Regions from separate parts of the Mus musculus genome. Here region 2 is linked to region 1. A link is a loop called in an ENCODE intact Hi-C map of the cell type or tissue named here. Cell type or tissue: heart. All regions are shown on one strand. Links, peaks and the distances in the headings refer to the core of each region. The heading gives the core; the rest is flanking DNA.

Region 1 (8,344 bases), core at 103-8,102:
AATTTTTAATAATGCACCTCTTTGTTGTTGTTTGTTTGGAACCAGGTCTTGACATGCTAATCTTGGCTGTCCTGAACTCCCTCTGTAGACCGGGGGGCTGCATGTGACAATCCTTTATTCCTGTCTCTCTTGTTCAGAGAATACTTTTATTATCTGCCCAGATGTTTATGGTTTCTGTATGGCTTCATCTTCCTGAAGTGTTTGTGATTAGGTTAATTTTTATCTTATTTTTTCTTAGTTGGACTGGCTAGAGACATTGATTTTATTGGCCTTTCAAAAGTGGCCTGTTTGTGTTGACTCTCTATTAATTTCCTGGCTTTAATTTCACTGATATCTGTTCAAATGTTAATTGTCTCTGTGTTTCTGTTTACTTTGGGTTTAATTGATCTTTCTACTGCGATGACATGGGAGCCCTGACTTCTGACTTTCAGTCTCCTTTGCTCATCCATGTGTTCCCTGCTATAACCTCCTATGCTGCTTTCTCTGAATTCTAGACATCTCAAGTTATACTTTCATTTGACTCAAGATATTTTTTAATATCCTCTGAGCTTCCTCTTTAAGCCCTATATTATTAAAATGTATCTTGTGATATCCAGATATTTGGGGATTTTCCAGGTATTAGTGATTCATTTTCCTTTTTTTATTTTTCCCTTCTTCCCCTCATCTCTCTCCCCTCCCCCTCCTCTTCTTCCTTCTCTTACTCCTTCTCCTCTTCCTCCTCCTTTTTTAACCTTTTCTTATTTATCTTTTTTTTTGTGGGAGGGTCTCTTGTAAATAAGACTCAGTCTTTCTATGCAGTCGAGGATGACTATGAAGCCCTGATCCTCCTATCTCTACATCCTAAATTATTGAGTTAATAAGCATGAATTACTATGCCCATTTTATTGCCCTCAGTGATTCATATTTTAATTTTACTCATCCATAGCCTGAGAATATACATTGTGTAGTTACTATTTTAAGTGTATTAAGGTGTGCTTTTATAGACTAGGATGTGGTTTGTCCTGGTATATGTTCCATGTAACTTAGAAGAGACTTTATATTGCTGTCCTTGAATGACACAGCATTAGATGTTAATCATGGCCAGATGACTTACAGTTGTGCTCACCTCAGCTATCTGCTTTGTCATAGAACTGCCTACCTCTGGTGAGGAGTAGTGAAGGGCGCACCATCTCTTTCCCCCTGCAGTTTTATTGTTCTGCCCTCATGTGTATGAAGGCTTCATTGTTGTACAGTGCCCATAAGGATCACTGTACCTATTCTTGAAGAACTGACTGCTATCAAATGCACTACTCCTCTTTATTACTTCTACATTTCTTTCCTCTAAAGAATGCTCTATAAAAACAAATAAAACTATTCTTGCTTTCCTCTATTACCACAGTATATCTTTCTTTTTACTTTTAACTTTCTCTTTGAATGGGATATTGTTTGAATTAAGGAATATGTCCTTTATTAGCCAGATGGTGGTGATACAAGTCTTCAAGCCCAGCATGTCAGAGGCAGAGGCAGGCAAATATCTGAGTTTGAGGCCAGCTAGCTCCATCTATGGAGTGAGTTCCAGGATGGCCATGACTACACAGAGATACCCGTGTCGAGGAAAAGAAAAAGAAATAACAATTAATAAAAAGCCAAACCCAAAACAAAAACAAAAATGTCATTTATTTCCAGTGTATGCATGAACTTTACATTTAATATCAACACTGCATGTTTAATTATCTAAGTGCATTATAAAATTAGAACGAAAATCTACCTAACAATCTACCTAGCATCTTAGGAGAAAAAAGTTGCTGAAAATTCAAGCAGCAGAAGAGGGCAGTAAAACTCAACAGAATGTTCTCAAAGGTGTTAGTACATTTCCTTATTTTCCTTTTTTAGAATCTCAAAACTCTTTCATATACTAACAAAATATATTTTCTACAACAGACACTTAAATATGTACCCAAGTGTACAGAGAACCACCAAAATTCCACACAGTTCATCACTACACTTGCTATATAATAAACATCTTATTAAGGAGCCTCATTACCATTGTGCTTTGCCATACAGAACAGTTTGAACCATCTTGATTTGGTTTGGGACAGTTAATATTCCCCTGTAACCAGTATTCCAATTGTGCCTGTACAGTGTGCTCTGGCATCCCAGACTTCTCAAAAGCAGCCAATTACAAAATACTTTCCCCTTATGTCCTTATTTGGACTTCCTTTCAAAACTGCTCTTGTCCTCCAGGTCTGAATTTCTTACTGAGTTCTCCTGTCATTCCGTAGTATATGGAACTCTCCTTACATCTGAGGTTACAGATTAGATCAACCAACTCAACCATACAGATAATTTTACTTGCATTTCTTCTATGATTATGTTTAATGTCTTTAAATGTCAAGTAGTCTGAAGGTGATTATTCTCTATGCCCTGTTTTTCCCCTCACTTTGAATTTGTAATGTTTTCTTTTTTTTTTTTTCTTTTAGTTTTTGTGAGACAGGATTTTTCTGTGTATAGCTGGCTGTCCTGAAACGTGCTCTGTGGACCAGGGAGGCCTCAGAGATCTGCTTAGACTCCTTTTTCTCCCTCAATGCTGGGATTAAGGGCCAACATCACCATCCACCACCACCCCCTTTGCCATAATCTCTTTTAAAACATCAGAATATACTTCTCTACATAATGGGCATACAATTAATATTAGATGAGGATGGAGTTGGTCAAAGTCAGTTGAAGATTTCACTAGAAAATGTTCGTACACAGTCAAGAATGTGGAATTTTATACAGTTCCTAGCTGAAGTTCGTATCAGGAGCTCTAACAAACTTAGTTTGACACCATGCACTTCCCGCATTTAAAATAAAACAGAAAACAAGAACTATTTAAAGGGATTCTCCAAAAGAAAACAGTCTGTGCTTTCAGTTGAAATTTCCCATAAGACTCCGTGTAAGAGGCTGGGAGTGCCATACCTGGACTGATTAAACATGACTAGAACAAAGGCCCTGGGTGACATGGAGTTTTAGTCACTGTGTCTCATGTAGCATCAAATTAGCTTGCACATGAAGCAAACAGTTAAAAAAAAATTCCATGAGTATTCTTACTTTCTGGGAGACTTCCGCAGAGTCAGGTATTTGCTAGAGTTTCCTAAGTGCTGCTTCTCATGGTCGATTGGATTCCCCCATGTGGATATTCTCCCCTTTCATTTTTGTTTTGTTTTGTTCTGTTTTGTTTTGAGCAGGGGTCTTGCTGTGTTACCCAGCCTGCTTCAAACCATTTTCCTGACTTAACTGTCCTCAGAATATAGTGTAATTTCACACTCTGTGTCATTTTTTTTATCCATTCACGCCAAGAACGTACAGTTTAGTTGAATTTTTTAGTTTCCTCCTTTTCTTATTTTGCTCCTTTTCGCTACTCCATCCTCACACCCCCTCCATGGCCAACACAAACACAGTAGGAAGATATCCAACACTATCAAAAACATCACCTCTCTAGGCAAATAATTTTTTATCAAACACTGTTTCTGAATGAAGTGAATTTTTTTTTAAGGTTAGGGAGAATAAGGCTAGTTATGGAAAAATAACTATTACCTTTTGATCCGTTGCCATAACATACTTTCTTGTAAACATGGACAGAAAAAGTTTTTAAAAGGTACATTTGAAAACAAATTCTTTCTAGTGATACATCCCGTGAAAAGAGTTGCTGATCAAAATGATAAAAGCTATGTAACAGCAGGGGGAAAATACCTTAAAGCAATGCTGTGGACACTTAGCATTCCGATGAAGTGGAGCTCAGCATCTGTCCCTGGGAAAGGCGAGTGCCAGGGGCTCCTGTGACTGCAGAACCCGGAGGGTAGTTCCATGAAAGACTTCAACCTAATTCCACCAGTACAGATGTGGACCCTGACAGAGGACACTCATTTCATTAAAAATAGAAGAAATTAAATTAACCGGTAGCTGTGTGCGTGCTCTGAGCAGCGAGCACGTCAGACTGCGCCCCAGTGGGGAGAGGTGAGGGGATTCCCTTAGTTAGGACCTTAGATCCCGGGAGGGGAAGCTGTGACACTCTTGAGCTTTTAGGCCCCCACTGGATGCGCGACTGGGAGGAAACCGGAGACCCCAAAGAGCGCCAGACTAGGCGCAGACTCAGCGAACCACAGGGCGCCTGGAGGGATGGAGAGGGCGGTGCAGCTCTCTTGGCACCACCTGGGGCAGCCAAGGGCAGCTTCCCGGCTTCCTTCGTCTCTCATTTGCGTGGGTAAAAGCCTGCCGCTGCGGTTCTTGCGCAACTCACTGAAGCAGAGAGGGGGAAAAGTTGGTGGGGGTTGGGGAAAGCCTAAGCGGAAAGACAGAGTCACCACTACGTCACGTGGAGTCCGCTTTACAGACTTAAAAGCAAGGTTCTCCCCATTAGCAGCCAGTTGTCAAACTGCGAGCTAAGAGCTTCAGGAGTCAGTCAGGACTCTGCTCACGAAGGAACTCAGCACTGCATCCTGCCAGCTCCACCGCCACCACTACTGCCACCTCCGCTGCCACCTCTGCGATGCTCTTCCGAGCTGTGCTGCTCTGCGCTGCCCTGGGGCTCAGCCAGGCAGGTGAGTTGCGCCCCGAGGCGCCCTGGGACTCCTCAGGCTCAGACCCCCTTTCTAGCAGTGTGGGCCTGGCTGTGTATTGGCAAAGAGCCTGGACTGCTTAAGTCCTGAGGAACTGCAACCCACTTTCAGGTTTCTTATTTGCTAAAAACCAATAGTCTTAATGGCTTACAGGTTGTCATTATGGTAAGACAATCTGATCAATACTTGTGAAAAGCATAGATGTGGGCAACTGAACAAGAGTGGCTGCTTTGAATACCTGTTAGAGTTTTTCTATCCACAGAAAAATCCAGAATACATTTTTAAAAATATATTTAAAATGCTAAAACTTGACTGTTTTAATTTTATTTTCTTTACACTAAATTTTGACTATTGCACTAGGTCGATCCATTTTAATATTTAAAGGGATGCTTAATAATTCTAGTCTGTGTGTCCGAGTTATTTTAAAAATGTTGGTAATGTGAACTATGAAGTTAGGTCCTCTGTGTTTCTTGCTTAAGAATACAAAGTTGCTTGCTATTTCCATAAACAGTTGATAAGACAGACTTAATTAAAATAATGACCTTTTTAAATCTGGGTCTACCTATGTATTTGTCAAACTTATCATTGTAAAGTTGACCCATAGTGACAGAATTAAATCCTTAAGTTAAGATGAGAACAACCAAGAGTAACTGACAGGATATCTTATTTTTTTAATGTAGCAAATCCTTGCTGTTCCAATCCATGTCAAAACCGTGGGGAATGTATGAGCACAGGATTTGACCAGTATAAGTGTGACTGTACCCGGACTGGATTCTATGGTGAAAACTGTACTACACGTAAGTTTTTCCTGGGGTATCTTCCTTTGGAATGTGGCCACATGTGTAACCATCATTCTGTAGATTTGTGTCCTATGGGGGAGGGGCCTGCTCATTCTTCCTCCTGCTTTGTCTCTCTCCAGCTGAATTTCTGACAAGAATCAAATTACTGCTGAAGCCCACCCCAAACACAGTGCACTACATCCTGACCCACTTCAAGGGAGTCTGGAACATTGTGAACAACATCCCCTTCCTGCGAAGTTTAATCATGAAATATGTGCTGACATGTAAGTACAACCCTCCCTTGTTTTCCAGCATCCTCCAACACAACTAGGCACTAGAAACCCAACCCCAAGAACTATCCTGACCTTTTCAAAGGGCTTGAAGTATACCTTTTCTAATCTGTTTTTCCCCTGAAATGTCTAAAATACAGTCATGAAAACCTGTAGTCTCTATTCTAGTTTTGACCCCTGTCCTTCATTCGTGTGGAGGAAGTGTGGTTCACTTGTTCATTGAATAAATACCCATGGCTCACAGAATTGTTCGGAACACATAGAATTGTTCTGAACCTTTGAAACAAATGGTTGACTAGGGTTTGGGTCAGAAGAGAAAAATAGCTGTCTGTAGTTATTGGTGAGGGCCATGCCCAAATGTCTCTGTCATCAGCTATGGAACAGGGAGTGGGTAGAAACTGAAAAGTCAAGACTACTGGAGCAGAATGTCCTGTGTAAAATTTAAGCTTTATTGAAGATGCATTTTCAGTGCTCTTTAAAGTTCAGCCATTGTACAGCAGGGTATCTTTGTCTGAAGGAAATCTAGTCTCTGTACTTGCTACATTGTACAATGATAATTGATATGCCCTTGTTGTTGTTGTTGTTTTTCATATGAGGACCAATGATTTTTTTTTCTTTAAAATTTCAGCCAGATCATATTTGATTGACAGTCCACCTACTTACAATGTGCACTATGGTTACAAAAGCTGGGAAGCCTTCTCCAACCTCTCCTACTACACCAGGGCCCTTCCTCCCGTAGCAGATGACTGCCCAACTCCCATGGGTGTGAAGGGTGAGTGTAAAGAAATACAGACATAGCAACTGCAGTGAGGCTTGGGTGTGTACCTAGAAAAGGTGTCCATTATGTAAAACTGTAAATAGTTTTGTCTTTAGTATGGTTATCCACAGAGGTTTATTAAAAGTACAGATGTAGTATGGGAAAGTAAATCTGCATTGATGTAATGTCTTAGCCTTAGTATGTTTTGCTAAATAGAACTGATGTTAGTTACAATTCATAAAAAATTCAATAACACCCCCTGCTTTATATCTTAACACTTGAATTTAAAACCTTAGCCCAGCCTGGGGTACAAGCCTGACACTGTGCCTCAAAACACAACAGTCGTATTGATGTTGTGATCTTCTTTGAGACGGTGCTTCTAAGTGATGGATGCTGTCATGTATTATACAGTCATCTGTTTGCTTGAACAAATAGGTGAATGGATAGATACTTACTTTAGAATTTACATGTTCCAGGAAATAAGGAGCTTCCTGATTCAAAAGAAGTGCTGGAAAAGGTTCTTCTACGGAGAGAGTTCATCCCTGACCCCCAAGGCTCAAATATGATGTTTGCATTCTTTGCCCAGCACTTCACCCATCAGTTTTTCAAGACAGATCATAAGCGAGGACCTGGGTTCACCCGAGGACTGGGCCATGGAGTAAGTGGGCTTAACTCAGATTTATAGCAAATCCTTAGGGAATGCTGACATCTTACCATGCCAAACAAATCACACCCATTTTTTTTTAATCCAAATGTCATGACTACTAAAACCATAATAGGTGTTCCATTTTCATTTTCTGATTTAGTAAAAATGAACTGACACACAGAGACATATTTTAATGTAATTTTCCTTACATTTTTAGTTTAAAAGTTTGGTCCATGAAAAGGGTCTATCTTCTGTAAATAAATAAATAAATTATTAGTCATCGGTGGCATTGGGAAGTGAACCTTAGAAGTTTGTGCTTGCCAGGCACTGGTCTCTGCTATTGAGGCAGAAGAGGTCCAGCCTTTACACACACACACACACACACACACACACACACACACACACACACACACACATACAAAATCCCCTTCTATGCTTCTTTAAACAATGTAAAATTACTATTATGGTTATAATGAAGCAAGTGGCATATTTAATATAGGATACTAATACTATTCAACATAAAGAAATATACAGACTTGTAGCTCTGGTAGACAAATTATTTTAGAATTTTGTGGCTATGAAAAAGTCACTTATTGAGCTAGATTGGTGATTAAGAACAGTTGTTGCTTTTGCTTAAGTTCTTAACACCTACATGACAGTTCACAACCACCTATAACTCCAGTCAGTTCTAGGAGATTCCATGTTTTGTAACATTTTAGGGCACCAGACAAGCACATGACATACATACATACATACATACATAGAGGCAAATTCTCATACATATAAAAATAAAATAAATCTTAAGAAAATCACGTGGTGAATTTTAAAGACAACTAAATCATCAATATTGAATAAGAAATTATAGTAAAAAATCAGTAAATTGAACTTTCTCCATACTTAATTTTCTAGGTGGACTTAAATCACATTTATGGTGAAACTCTGGACAGACAACATAAACTGCGCCTTTTCAAGGATGGAAAATTGAAATATCAGGTATTTTCCTTATGGTTTAAAAATGACCATCTGTCATTTAGACTTACATATTAAAACTATTGTGGCTTTTTTTTCCTTCTTTTAACTCTGTTATTATTGTTGTGATTTAGGTCATTGGTGGAGAGGTGTATCCCCCCACAGTCAAAGACACTCAGGTAGAGATGATCTACCCTCCTCACATCCCTGAGAACCTGCAGTTTGCTGTGGGGCAGGAAGTCTTTGGTCTGGTGCCTGGTCTGATGATGTATGCCACCATCTGGCTTCGGGAGCACAACAGAGTGTGCGACATACTCAAGCAGGAG
Region 2 (8,344 bases), core at 28-8,027, 260 kb before region 1:
AGAGTAAGGAAGATTTATGCCTTAAGCTCAGTCCCCACTCCAAAACTGTGACTTCTGGCATTTTTTCTAGTTTTTTTTTTTTTTTACTTGATTCCTATGCCTATAAATTCACACACACACACACACACACACACACACACTTAGATCTATCCATCATGCTTCTTTGGCTGGTTTTAAGTGTTGAATGTTTAGGAGAAAATATTTGGTTAATAAAGGTATTCATACTTTTGTTTTTGTTTTTGTTTTTTGGGTGTTTTTTTCTTTTCTTTTCTCTGAAACAGAGTTTCCTGAGAGAAAACTCAGGAACCTCTTACCTTAGCTTCCTGAGTGATAAGATTGCAACCTGGGCTTTTGGTTCTTTGGTGCTCTATGTCTCTGTGTCTTTGAACATAGCCTGGCACATCTAGTAATAAAGACACATTGAACCAATGTACAAATGAGATAGGATAAGGTCACACAGGGCATGAAAGGCAGATTAGTGTGGGGGTGTTAGGGTTCAGAAAACACACCCTCGAATGAAAGTCTCAGAAACAACAACAACAAAAGCCTTGGAAACATGTTCTCTTGTCTATTGTCTCATGGTCCTTTCTCTATTCTTCCTCAGATAATCCAGGACAAGTAGGGTCTCTCTTCCCTAAAGGGGAATATAGACATTAGAACTCCCATTATCTGAGCCCGAGGTCTTAAAGAAAGTCTTAGCCTTACTCCCTATCTTTCCTTCCCTAGAACCATTCATAAAGGAAGGCTCTGCCCCATCTGATGGCACATCCTATGGACCCCCCCCCCTACACACACACACTTCAAAGCATCCTGCTTCATACCCAGGACAGAATGTTACACAAACATGAGAAAAAAAAGTCAAACAAACCCTCTCTGGGTTTCTCTCAGAATTAGATACTACACATTCTATTAAAACAATCATATTTCTATACATGTCATATTTCTATACATCTGTCCATGCATCCCCAAACCTAAAATTAAAAAGTAGTAGTTCATTTTAGAACTTTGAATCTTTACTCTAAAGGATCCCATATTGTGCAGAACCATGCTCTAATGAATACACGAGGCTTTTCTCTACTTGATCTACGTTTTGTTTAGGATATTGGCCAAGACTGTGTGTGATGTGCAGGATGAACCACTGTCTCCTGTCCCCTGCAACCCTAATAAAATAGGGTCAGAATATTCAACTTGCAGATTATCTTTTGCATAGGCAAAAATTGTAATTTGTACCTAGCCAGTATAATCATAATGATGACATGCCATTAGGCTAAAAATTAACTCCTAGTACTTAAGACACATACTTTCCCTCCTTCTGATTAACACATACTTTTTAACACTATGATAGTCAACATCAACTGCCACCTTGTCACAATCTAAAATCATCTAGAAGATAAATCTCTGAGCATATTTCTAACTGGTTTGTTAAGTTAGATGGAAAGAATCAACTTAAAAGTGGGCAGTGTCATCCCATGGACTGTCATCCTCACCACTCTGTGACTGTCACTACTGTCACTGCTGCTTCATGATCCTACAGTCATACCTTCAGCGACCATCATGGATGATGCCCTCAATTTATGAACCCAAACAAACATCTTCTGCTTTTGTCACACAATCCACAAGAGAAGAAACTAATAAAAACACTTTATAAAACTATCGGACAAAACTGTCAACAGATGATGCACACTGGCAAGTACTGAACTGAGTGATTATAATAGTACCATAGAATCTGTCTGAATTTGCCTACTGAACTGATAACTAAATAAGAATGGAAAACAAGCCAAATCAACAGGTACTGTGAAACAGTCCTTCAAATACACGCTCCCTCCAGATCAAAGTGATGGCTTCTGAGTGTACATGTTACATGGGCAGATATGTGCTGTAAACACGCTTCATGGTCAACAACTCCATCTACAACCAGTGGCAACTTTTATCCTCGCCCTCATTATATTCAACCAGTCAACGGCTTCTAAAAATAAATACCTGAAAATACATTGTATATTTATGTGAAGTGCCAGGAATTATGATCACTAGTCCTAGAGCCCAGAAGATAAATGTCCTGTTTTTTATGGAGTTCATAATTTATAATTATAAGCAGAAAAGAATATAAAAACTAAAACTTGTTCATTATATTTGCTGTTTCAATTTTCTGAGTTCCTATTATATCCTAAGTCCTTAAGTTATTTTAACTAGACCCCTAATCCTATAAAATGCATCACTGTTTCCCCTACAAAAGAAGAAAATAACCTACCAGTTCAAGGTCTCCCAGTTAGGAGACAGCTGAGCAATGACTAGACACACAATTTTGTCTGAATCCAAAGACTCTGTATACCACATACCGCACGTCCACCAGTCTAAGTCACTATACCCTAAGTTTCTAATAAGGAAAAGAAAATCTAAATCCCACAAAATTCCCTAACTGTAAAAGCATCACAGCAGTGTTCATTGTAAAGGAATTTGGGAGGACTGAGTAAGGGCAGAAAATTGATGCTAATGAAAAAGCCAGACTGCTGTCAAAATGTGAGCCAAAGCAGAAGCCCAGCACTGGAAAGGACAGAGTCCTCAGAGAATGAGCAGCAGGAGTCCCCGCTGCAGGACACACAGAGGCCTTTTCAGACCAATACCAGATCAGAAAACAAATTGCAAGAATACACCTTAAGCCACAGTGACTCTGGCCACAAGGTTGAAAACTGTTTTAGGATTTGATAGATTAATGACTTTGCATTTTATTCCAGTTTATGCCAGACGAAACCATTCTGATGATCCACATGCACGTTTGCTTACGTGTAAGTCCATGTCTTGCTCCACTGAGATGGTGTGGGAGGCTTGAACCAACTGAATTCAATGTACTGTGCTGCATCATAAGCTCAGCAAAACTTGAATAATTTTTAGGCATCACCACTTACCAATAATTTTTGTGATAAAACGTGTTTTTCTTGGATAAAGGCAATGCAAGAGGTCACCAAGAAGATATCAGTAAAAATAGAATAAGACACAGAGAGAGAGAGAGAGAGAGAGAGAGAGAGAGAGAGAGAGAGAGGGAGGGGGAGGGGGAGAGGGGGAGGGGGAGAGGGAGAGGGAGAGGGGGAGGGGGAGAGGGAGAGGGAGAGAGAGAAAGAGAGAGGGGGAGAAGGAGAGAGAGAAAGAGAAAGAGAAAAGAGAAAGAGAAAGAGAAAGAGAAAGAGAAAGAGAAAGAGAAAGAGAAAGAGAAAGAAAGAGAAAGAGAGGGAGGGAGAGGGAGGCAGGGAGGGAGAGAGAGAGAGAGAGAAGGAGAGGGAGAGAGAGAGGCACAATCCACTTAAATGTCAAAATGACCATTTAATTTAGGAAAAAGCCTACATTCATTAATTTAAATACATTTACTTAATGCCTACACTGTCACCATCTATAAAACTTGTTTATATGGTAAATCCTTAACATTTTCACTGTTTCATATTTAGATTCTCCATGCACTTCAGGACAGCAAGAGATTGTCATGCAAAGCTAAGATCGTCATGTTTGAGTGGCTTCTGTGTGCAGGGAACTGTTTATGCCATACCTGGTTACACATTCATAGTCACACTGCCCCTGCGATGAATCCTATTGTTCCTGCTGTTAAGATAAAGAATCCAAATCTCCTCAAGTCTGAGTAGTATGTTCAGTGACAAGTGGCCCTGCGGTGATTCGAATGAGAAAGGTTCCCATAGGCTCATATATTCGAATGCTTCGTCCTTAGTTGGTGGAACTGTTTGAGAAGGATCATATTTTGTGGCCTTGTTGGAGTGCATGTGTCACTTGGGGTGAGCTTTGATGTTTCAAAAGTCATTGCCATCACCAGTTACCTTTCTCTCTGCCTTGTGGTTGTGTCTCAAGCTGTAGGCTCTTGTTAATGCTCCTGTCCTATGCCTGTCTGCTTGCTGCCATGCTTCCCTGCCATCCTGATCACAGAATCATCCTCTGAAATAATAAGCCCACTAAACTCTTTCTCATCATTCTCACAATGCCTTGGTCATGGCCTCTGATGACAGCAATAAAAACATAACTAAGCCATGACCTATCCTTTATGTAAAAATACTATAAAACCCATATCTTTGCCTCTAAATATCATGCCTCAAATGTTAGCAGAAGCTATAAAAAATGTTGGTTTACACAAAAGGGGGTAGTTGCATGTGGAAACTCAGCGGTTATGACACCAAGCATGAAATCTGTACAAGCTCAAACCAGACAAAATCCTATCATATGGAGGCATGGGGGCAGTTATAAAGTTCTAGCTCTAGTACAGGAGCTATTGGCAACCAACAGAAGAGGGTTTTTTTTTTTTCTTTAAGGATATTACTCTTTCTAAAGGATAGTCACACAGCCAAGAGGATATTGGTGGCACTCATTGGACTTGACATACTAAATATATTAAAAACGAGACACAAAGATGGTGTGCATGGAATTGGGAGGCACATTTGGGGTAACACTGACTATGATGAAAATATAATATATAAAATTCTTAATTTTTATACATATCAAATATATTATTATATAATGCTTTGTTAATAGTTTGTGAGTATATAGCGTTTATTGATTTATAGTCAGGATGATTGTTTTGAAAATCAGTCTATTTTTGTTCAGGCTTTAAGGTTTTTATGTCTGCATCAAATAAACTACCTTGAGGAATGTTTGTAAGTATGTAAGTAGATACTACACAATAGCTTACAGCAAATGCTTTATCAGGTTTAATATAAATGGAACCTGAAAATAGCAAGAGAAACATAGTTGTTTAAAATACATATGTGAATTTGTATTCAAATATCTTTATTTCTAAGGGGATATTTATAGTTCTTACAATTCTATTTCTTTTCATTAAAGGATAATTTATCAAATTTAATATATTTTATCCCAAAGGTTATATGAGTCTATTCTTTTCAAAACAGAATATTAGGATCTCTTTAGCTCTCTTTTCTTTTAGTATTATTGAACTTTATAAAATACAGCCCTCCTTGTGGACTGGAGAGATGGCTCTTTAATTAAGAACACATACTGATTTCATAAATGCCTGAGATCCATTCGTATCACCCATGTAAGGTACTTTGTAATTGCCTGTGGCTCCCACTCCATGGATATCTGACACCTCTGGCTTCAGGGGCCGCCTATATTCACATGCCCCCTCCTACACACTTACATGAAATGAAATCTAAATAACATAAAACACAACATTATTTTCAAACTTTCTCTGTGTTTCTCATGTCACAAAATTCATGTCTCTATTTTCTATAAATTATAAGCATCACTACAGAAATAAGGTAGAATGAGGTTTTTAAATATTTACTCCCATGTAAGCTTTACTAAGCATCCCATGTAAGAGTTATTAAGCATCTGTTAAGCAAATAATGTGTTACAACTTTTGGTAAGTACATTGCATATTAGTCATTGCCTACTAGAAAATATGGGCAAAAAAGGAGGAATTTTAGAATTTATAGGAACTGGAGTTTATTAGAAATATTCTTGTATGATGACTAAATTGTATTGAATTTTGAAGTATTATGGCCACTGTGTCATGATTGCATTTGACCTGTCTTTAACTGTCTCAAGGAAAATGATCTAAAAAGCATGAACACTGATGGATGTCAGTTTTCCTTTAGCACAAATCTAGTTAGGTTCCACAGAAACAACACAGCCATGTGTTCCTTCAAAGTCTTCATAATTGACCTCCATAATTCATAATCCACAATCATTCATAATTTCCAAATAGATCACCAAATCATACATAATACACAACTCTAATTATCTTTCCTTTCTTGTTTTCTTTCCTAATCCAATGAGCTCAGCTTTTACAGGTGATAATAACTCGTTAGATGCTTTGATTGTGGCCCACAAGTTGATGATCTCAATCACACAACAGCACTATAAAAGGGTGCATTTAACACTAAGCAATCTCACAGACAAAGACTTTCAGGAGCAGATATGCTAGTGATAAGAATGTTTGATACTGCAGGGAAAGCCTTGCTTCAGAAGTCGATTTCACAAAGCACACAGGCTATCTCAAAGGCTGAAATGCAGGGGACTGGAGTATTTGGTGATACTGTCAAGATCTACAAGAACCAAACATTTGAAAACATTATGCCATTGCTGAGATGTCTGCAATAATGACATTCATGGTTACACTCTCTCCTGCCCATATACTGCTCTTCCTCTACTTCCCTCCTTTTATAAATTGTTTTTACCATTAAATGGATACAATACATATATATCAGGGAAGCTGAGAAGGAACACTTCCTTCACCAAACAATGCATAAAGTGTGGTTCTGATTAGCCACAGACAGTGATGTCCTTATTCATGACTTTTTAGTGTCTACTAGATGTTAGTGACATCATTCAGGAAAATAAGGCACCATGTTTTGCATATGGTCACCTCAGAGCCATATCTGTCTTCTTAATGAATTCATGTGTAGGCTAAGGAGTTTCCATGTTATCTGCTGTGGTAGATACTCACATCAATGTTGTTCAGTGTGTTGAAGTACATCAAATCGTGAAGCCTTTTGAATGCTTGATTGGGATACTGAAAGTTGAAGGTTGAAAATGGCGATTCGGGGTCATCAAAAATGTCAAAGTCAGCAATTTCTTTCTCTTCTTTGGTTTCCCTTAGAACACCTATATGCCAAAAAGAATATGCATCTTGCTTTTGAAAACTTAAAAAAAAATTCTCCAAAACATACAAAACAAGCATAAGGACAGCACAGAGAATCACCAGAAAGCCTGTGATTCTAAAAAATTACTCCATTCCCTAGTCAGCCACACTCAAGTTGGGAAGATACCCAGCTTCCGTGCCTGCTAGCGTGGGTGGGAAGGATGACCCCATATCCTGGGTTCCTGCCTTATAGCCTTCCCCAGATGGGTCACGTTCCTCTCTGAGTAGCTGGCATACAAACATGTGCTATGTTGTCTGTCTCCCTGCCCAGTATCACTTCCTCACTCCCTTACAAATAAACCCTCTGCACTTGAAGCTTGTCCTGAGAATCTTCCTCCGGGGAAATCCAAACCAAAACATTGAACCCTACTCAACCATCAGAAGTCCCTATACTTACCAACCTCTTGGTTTCTCCCCAAGAACTACCAGTAATAGAATATTATCTAGGTTGCTTTCAGTTTAAAATCAGGGTTTCAATTTGAAACTACGGTTTCAGTTTGAAAACGAAAGATGCTAGCCAGCCTTCTTTCTCCAGGATGAGACTTGCCTCACAACTCCACTCTCACTTCTTCTTTATCCTTCTGAGAAATCTAGGGAAAAACTTCCCTATATCCCATTACCACCCAGAGTTTGTGTGTGGTGGGTGGGTGGTAATTTCTAATCACAAAATGGAAAACTGCATCTTCTGGTTTGAGAAATATTTAGCAATTAAAGCCTTAAGAACGCCATACCACCCTGAATGCACCGGATCTCATCTGATTTCAGAAGCTAAGCCAGGTTAGGCCTGGTTAGTACTTGGATGGGAGAATGCTTTTTTTTTTTTAATGAGAATCTTTTAGGATGCATTAGAGTCTACCTACTCCTTCAGATATGAGAAAACAGAGTAACCATTTCTTGAATTAGATCTCCTTTGCTGTAAAATATAATGTGACATCCCAAAATGATCAGTTATGCTGTGGGTTTTGTTTTTGTTTGTTTGGTTTTTTTTTTTAGAGAGTTTTGTGATCAATTAATACTCCCAAAGAATTTTCCATGATTTTGATTTTCATGATTTCACAAAGTTGAAAGTCAAACTATTTAAAACATCCTTTATGAATTGGACACCTACCAAACCCAAGATGCTGGTTCAATGCCCTAATCATCTTTAGCTAAGATTGTCATTCTTCTTTCAGTTTCTCTATTATAAGGAACATGAATCTTGGGGTAAAAAAAGAAGGAAGGGCTTTGGGCTCCCAAGTCACTGCTGTTTGTCATGGTAAGAGGCGCATTCCCCACAGTCACAGTTCATGTGACAATCTCAGTGTAATAGCAAACATCCTACCAGCCAGACTTCAATTTTACAGAAACATACCTGGGGCCTTGTACTTTCTGAAGTTGATGTTGGCCAGAACAAAGTGGATAATGGTTGGGCAATCCTTCTCCACATCAGGATTCTTAGGTTTAAAAACATAGCATTCCTTTAATCCTTCCCGATCAAACACATAAGGATCGATCTTTGGAAAGGGAAGCTTGTTCATTTTCGCCCACTTCTCTGCAAGCAGAAGTTCCTGCAGGGAAGAGAAAGATGCGTTGAGAAATGTCCAGTCTTCATTCATTCATCTGGTCTGTCCATTATTCTACATCCATTTTCTGCCAGCAGTTGCTAAGATAAAAAAGAAAAAAAAATCACTGTGTTCAAGGACTGTGCAAATT

Evidence for each region. Peaks named below come from ENCODE experiments on the same cell type or tissue, not always from the same donor. Only the 100,000 strongest peaks of a DNase experiment are listed, where the experiment ranks them.
Region 2: it touches region 1 in a loop (3-fold over the local background); 2 of 42 quality-filtered maps call a loop at or near these places.

The regions. Positions count from the first base shown.
Region 1 is chr1:150,095,717-150,104,060 of GRCm38, forward strand. Ptgs2 (prostaglandin-endoperoxide synthase 2) reads left to right here and starts at 4,315. Exons shown (of 10, transcript NM_011198.4): 1 at 4,315-4,559; 2 at 5,258-5,374; 3 at 5,497-5,640; 4 at 6,275-6,418; 5 at 6,880-7,061; 6 at 7,959-8,042; 7 at 8,153-8,344. The coding sequence starts at 4,508. Ptgs2os (prostaglandin-endoperoxide synthase 2, opposite strand) reads right to left here and starts at 4,158. Exons shown (of 5, transcript NR_015466.3): 1 at 3,712-4,158. In heart, for the core only: a CTCF peak has its summit at 4,160; a DNase peak (open chromatin) is centred at 4,225; H3K4me3 peaks cover 1,095 bases; H3K27ac peaks cover 414 bases.
Region 2 is chr1:149,834,161-149,842,504 of GRCm38, forward strand. It overlaps Pla2g4a (phospholipase A2, group IVA (cytosolic, calcium-dependent)), which reads right to left. Exons shown (of 18, transcript NM_008869.4): 16 at 8,004-8,199; 17 at 6,458-6,615. Among named protein-coding and RNA genes, the nearest start is that of Pla2g4a, 120 kb to the right of the region's middle. In heart, for the core only: no CTCF peak of the experiment used is centred there; a DNase peak (open chromatin) is centred at 6,851.